Regions from separate parts of the Homo sapiens genome. Here region 1 is linked to region 2. Evidence: read pairs that join two places in POLR2A ChIA-PET (ENCODE). Cell type or tissue: PC-9. All regions are shown on one strand. Links, peaks and the distances in the headings refer to the core of each region. The heading gives the core; the rest is flanking DNA. Region 1 overlaps HNRNPC (heterogeneous nuclear ribonucleoprotein C). Region 2 overlaps LOC107984671 (a long non-coding RNA gene).

The links. Peaks named below come from ENCODE experiments on the same cell type or tissue, not always from the same donor. Only the 100,000 strongest peaks of a DNase experiment are listed, where the experiment ranks them.
Region 1: POLR2A ChIA-PET joins it to region 2 with 10 read pairs; 1 of 35 experiments calls an interaction of 5 or more read pairs at or near these places.

The regions. Positions count from the first base shown.
Region 1 is chr14:21,229,437-21,232,358 of GRCh38, reverse strand. It overlaps HNRNPC (heterogeneous nuclear ribonucleoprotein C), which reads left to right. Exons shown (of 9, transcript NM_004500.4): 4 at 1,287-1,362; 5 at 1,993-2,040. Among named protein-coding and RNA genes, the nearest start is that of LINC00641, 24 kb to the right of the region's middle. In PC-9, for the core only: no CTCF peak of the experiment used is centred there; no DNase peak of the experiment used is centred there; H3K27ac peaks cover 544 bases.
Region 2 is chr14:20,742,012-20,744,933 of GRCh38, reverse strand. All of the region lies in intron 2 of LOC107984671 (a long non-coding RNA gene), which reads left to right. It also overlaps a transcript of EDDM3A not described here. Among named protein-coding and RNA genes, the nearest start is that of EDDM3A, 2.4 kb to the left of the region's middle. In PC-9, for the core only: no CTCF peak of the experiment used is centred there; a DNase peak (open chromatin) is centred at 1,173.

The DNA of each region.
Region 1 (2,922 bases), core at 244-2,743, 490 kb before region 2:
TGGAATTTGGAATTTATATTTTGGGGCATTTGTATATTAAAATGAAGCTCATTTTAATAAAAGCAGTATATATGAAAATGGAGTTACTGTTGACTCGAGTGCTGTAGCATGACTGGGAAGGTAAACTGAATTTTAGAGAGTTTTTGGCTTTTTGACATGGGCTTTTTAGAACAAGGAGAAGATAAATTCTTGTTTGGTAGGCAGTGGGTGGCAGGGTAGGTAGCTGGGCATACGTGTTACAAATTGTATTTGAAAACCAGGGTTGTTTCCCTTTGCTCTTTTATTTTTTTTGGTGTGTGTAAAGGTTGTTTAAGCAATTGATCAATTATTCAGAAAGCAGTCGTTAACCCAGGATATTTTACGTGTAGAACAGCTAATCCTTACTTATAAAGAAAATCTGAAGTTGCCTTTGAGGATGATTTGAGGTTGTCACACTTCACTATGTTAATTTGTGAATTGGCATATATTTTAATATATTTCATTCTAATATATTTGTAATAATTCGGAATGAGCTGAACCATTCTTGGAAAGGCAACCAGTGATAGTTTTCTCTTGTAATAGTAACTGAGTGAACAGTCAGTACCTTGAATGGGGAGAGTTGAGTTGAAGTGGTATCTGAGGGTGGAGAGTACCAAAGACAGACTTAATGTTAGTCTCAGGAACACTTGAATGGTAAAGAACAGACTACAAAGAAACGGAAGATGAAGCCTTAGCCTTGTAAAAATTTGTGAGCCTTTTTAATATTAAAAGGAGAGATGAAGCTGAGCTTGATAGCTCACACCTGTGATTCCAGCACTTTGGGAGGTCAAGGCAGATCACGTGACCCCAAGAGTTCGTCCCTACGAAAAATAGAAAAATTAACCAGGCGTGGTGGTCCCTGCTACTTGGGTGGGAGGATCACCTGAGCTTCGGAGGTCTAGGCTGTATTGAGCCATTATTGCATCACTGCACTCCAGCTTGTATGACAGTGAGACAGTGTCTTAAGGAAAGATGAGTTGTTTTGTTCCACATTTTCTAATTTATGTGTCTGTGTGATTTTCTAAACTTCGTAGTTTGTATTAGCTGGGCATGGTGGTGCCCGCCTGTAGTGACAGTTACTCTCGAGGCTGAGGCAGGAGAATCGCTTGAACCGGGAGGTAGAGGTTTCAGTGAGCCAAGGTGACACCACTGCACTCCAGCCTGAGCGAGAAAGCGAAACTATGTCTCAAAAATAAAAAAAATAAACTTTGTAGTTTGTTTTACCCGGATACAAAGTTGTCATTAACATTTTTACTTTTGTTTTTCAGATATTAACCTGGCTGCAGAGCCAAAAGTGAACCGAGGAAAAGCAGGTGTGAAACGATCTGCAGCGGAGATGTACGGGTCAGTAACAGAACACCCTTCTCCGTCCCCTCTACTCAGGTCCGGAACTTTATTATTTATAACTGCATTGTGTCCATCAGTGGGCATCTTCTCTTTCTGTTTTCTGGGTGTGGGGAGGTTTAAGTGTACTGTGTTTTATCTGTGTATAAATAAGGTTTTATTATTTTTGTGTTAATATGTCTCTTTTTTGCCCTAGAGAAAATTTCTAGAGAATTAAAAATCCCTGAGGTTTTTGCTATTGATATTAAAGAGTAGTTTGATATTTATAGCATAACCTGAAATACTTATACAGGATCGTTGAGCTTCTAAGACACTAGAGAGTAAGAGAGGGTAGAAGTGTGGTATAAGAATGCTTAGTTTACCATTCTGTTTTTCAGTGTTTAGTTTAGCTATGTCGTATGTGGAAATCTTAGCGAATTTTAACCTGAATTTCCAATTTGACCGCTACATTTCCAGTGGTCTAAGGTGATTGGAATTGAGTGATTTATTGTATGAATGATTGGGGATCATTCAGTGCTAATCTTGTTGATCTATTTGTTGTGGTTTATTTGGCATGGTTCTCCCCTCACCTGACATTGTGAATTAGTAGAAACATTTCCAAATTAACCCTTTTCGGTATTTATTTTTCAGCTCCTCTTTTGACTTGGACTATGACTTTCAACGGGACTATTATGATAGGTATGTTAAAATGTTTTGTATTTCTGCTAAACAGCTATTTAGTGAGAACCATTTCGTTCTTCTGGTTTGTGGTGATGAACATCAAAGATGTTTTCAAACATACTCCCCTAACTCCAAAACAAAAAAACACCTTTTTCTAAATCATTAAGTAGATTATTAGGTAGGGTGATACTGATTTTAATGCATTATTTCATAATCCCTGGCTAACGTGGTGAAACCCGTTTCTACTAAAAATACAAAAAAATTCGCTGAGTGTGGTGACTAGGGACTGGGTTATGGGTGGCTTTGGGTAACAGATTTAGAACTGTTGATAGCAAATGCTTAACAGGAAATAGGATGATGTGCTTAAGAGTGTTACCACATTGACATTCTGATAACATCAGTCTCAGTTAACATGAAGGAAATGTTAAGACTTATTTGGCTTGTCGCGTTCAAACTCATGCAGTATATGTAAGTATATGGAGCAAACTATTGTATGCAATAGACTTTAAACATGCAATATATAAAGCATATTACTTTATATACTATTTGTCTTATAATGCCAGTATTCCAGTCATTAGTATTTTAATGTTATTACTGTATATAACAATTCAGTCTGATTTTGGAATAAAAATTACTGATTGGGGAATGCTTAACATTTGAACTGAGTTAATCAGTCATGCATGGGAGTTGTAAAGGAATCAAGTCAGCCGTTAAATACCATAAAGTATACACTGAAAGTGTCAGACATGAAAGTATAGACTTTCTGTTTGAGAAATAACCTCACAGAATATGGTACGTAGTCATTAGAAGGCCAGAAGAGTAAGGCCCGAAAAGGAATTCAAATCCAGATTGTAAAGGGCCTTGAATGCCATAATAAAATGGTGTGGTTGAGCATCATTA
Region 2 (2,922 bases), core at 128-2,627:
ATCACTTTTAATGTTGTGAATTGTGAGACCTTCATTGAGAGGTGAAAGAATATCTAGTGAACACAGTGGCCAAATAGCTATGAATGATTAGGTAGCCAGTATCTGAAATTTCTCTACTCAGTTTTTTAATTATAACCTTTAGCTGTTTGGTGACACTGTACTGCTTACTATTAAAATGTCACATAGCCTGGCCATAGTTTCTACAATGCTACTATACGTAACATCTGACTGTGAAGTATAGGTCACAAGGTGCTGGCTAAGTTGTTTTTCAGGACCTCAAGATTCAGTCCTGAACTCAGCTCAAACTGACAAGACCACAACTTCTTCAACTGAGTTTGTGCAAGTGTTCAATGGTTACCTTTAACATCACAGCCGGAATTTTCCACCATATTTTCCATGCCAACTCCCCACAAATTGGCAAATGTGACCAATACTGGTTCATCAACACTAGTCAAAGTTACGATTTATGAATAAAGTAAGACTCTTGCAAATCTTTTCTAACAACACTTCCAAAGGCTGCTCCTAGCCAAACCACCTTAGTTGATTTTCTCACTGGGCCACCTTATTGTTGGAATGACAGAAGGTTCAGTTTATATCCAGAACTTATCTTCAAACCCCCACTCCTGTGAAGCAGTCCTTGAGTAATAGAAAATCATGTGCTGATAGACTGGATGGACGGGAGATAGTCTTAGAGCAGGTTCTGTGCATCCTTCTACTCTCTAGGTCTTTGGGGGACAGGGGAGAGCAAAACAGGAACAATTCTGGGCCTCTGAATTTGGATGATTTGAGAGGCGATTCTGAGGGAAAATCAGTTTTTTGTCATGTGCCCACACATCCAGAGCTCTTTCCAACAAATGTGCATTGTCTATTGAAGACAAATTCAAGTAGTGACTCAATGAATGTAGAGAGGTGGGAGAGAGAAGCCACCTGAGCCAATGTATGAGCCAGTGTTTCTCAAATACTTGATATTCCACTTTTAATATGGAAAAAAAATCATGGACTCCAAGCATACATCCATGAACTCTCCTATGAGCTAAGCCCAAAGTCCTAAAGCTTTTTGGATATAAACCCAATTAGGAGGCCATCTAAACTAAACTGGGGAAAAGCATATTGTTATATTTACAGAAATTAGCCACTATGAATGCAGCCCAGGAAGGTAACCCAACCAGTATTTCTGGAAACTACGTAATGGGTCTACTTCCTAGGGTTGTCTACCAGCTTGTGTAACAGAAGCTCCTTGGGCAGTGACTTTTGATTTCGGTTTTTAAGGAGGTATTCCCCTTTAAATATAAATTTTAAATCACTTGAAAATTATGTTCATCCTTTATTGTCTTTGATTTTAATTATTTTCTGTTAATTCCTTGATATGTCCTTTTATTATTATTATTATTATTTTTGGAATGGAGTTTCACTCTTGTCGTCCAGGCATGATCTCAGCTCACTGGAACCTCTGCCTCCTGGGTTCAAGTGATTCTCTTGCCTCAGCCTTCTGCGTAGCTGGGAGTACAGGTGCGCACCAACACATCCGGGTAATTTTTGTATTTTTAGTAGAAACAGGGTTTTGCCATGTTGGCCAGACTGATCTCAAACTCCTGACCTCAGGTGATCCACCCGCCTTGGCCTCTCAAAGTGCTGGGATTAAAAGCGTGAGCCACCGCACCAAGCCAATATTTCTTTTGTTAGCCACTATTCAATTCTTAAATGTTTGTGAACTACTGTTTCACAAAACCATAAAAGTGACTTAGGTTCCTCATTCAGGGGATGACAACGTCTATAGGTGTCTTAATCTGTGATCCACGGACTTCCAAGGGCTCCATGGATGGAATTCATAGGATCAATGCAGTAGTGCAGTGCAGAAAATTACATCTCTATTTTCACTCACCCATATTGAAATGTAGGGGCTGGGCATAGTGGCTCACACCTGTAATCCCAACACTTGAGAAGGTCAAAGTGGGAGGATCACTTGAGCTCACGAGTTTGAGACCAGCCTGGGCAACACAGGGAGAAACCCTATCTCTACAGAAAATTAAAACAATTAGTTGGGTGTGGTGGCACATGCCTGTAGTCCCAGCTACTTAGGAGGCTGAGGTGGGAGGATCACTTGAGGCCAGGAGTTGAAAACCAGCCTGGTCAACATAATGATAACCTGACTCTACCAAAAAAAAAAAAGAAAAATTTTTAAGGCCAGTAGTGGTAGCACGTGCCTGTAACCTCAGCTACTTGGGAAACGGAGGCAGGAAGATTGCTTGAGCTTAGAAGTTTAAGGCTGGACTGAGCTATGATAGCACCAGCCTGGGTGACTGAGTGAGACCCTGTCTCTCAAAAACAAAACAAAACAAACATAACAAAAACTAAAAAAAAACCCAAAACCCTAACCCCATACTCCTTGAGACACAGATGAGAAGATGAATGTAGGCATCAGGCCACACACCTATCGTGGTTACACGAGGATTCCCTTGGAGAGAGATAATGGTGGCTGTATTTTCACAATGCTCTGCTTTAGTCAGTTAAGAGAAGTCCAGATAAGATTTCTTACGCGAGGACCAGCAAGGTCTGTTGAGTACAAAGACTGGAGGAAATCAGACAACAAAAACTGAATACTTCCTCATACCTCTTCTCTCAGGTGGTATTGTTTAAGACTCAGCAGTGTGGTTCCCTCATATACTTTGACTGGTCCTGGGACTGCAGACTTAGCACTATCTGGTTTCCCATCTGCCCAGGATGGGAATCAGTACCCACCTCTTGTAGGAATTCTTCAGGGATGAGAGAGAAATTCTGAGCCAGTTGCTGCAACAATGCAGCTTGCAAGGTACGGGCTTGATCTGGGGACACTGTAATATTCACCCATCCTGGGGAAAAGGTAATATTTGCATTCAGTTCAGTCAAGAGATGATGTCCCAAGAAATCGATAAGGTATTCAGG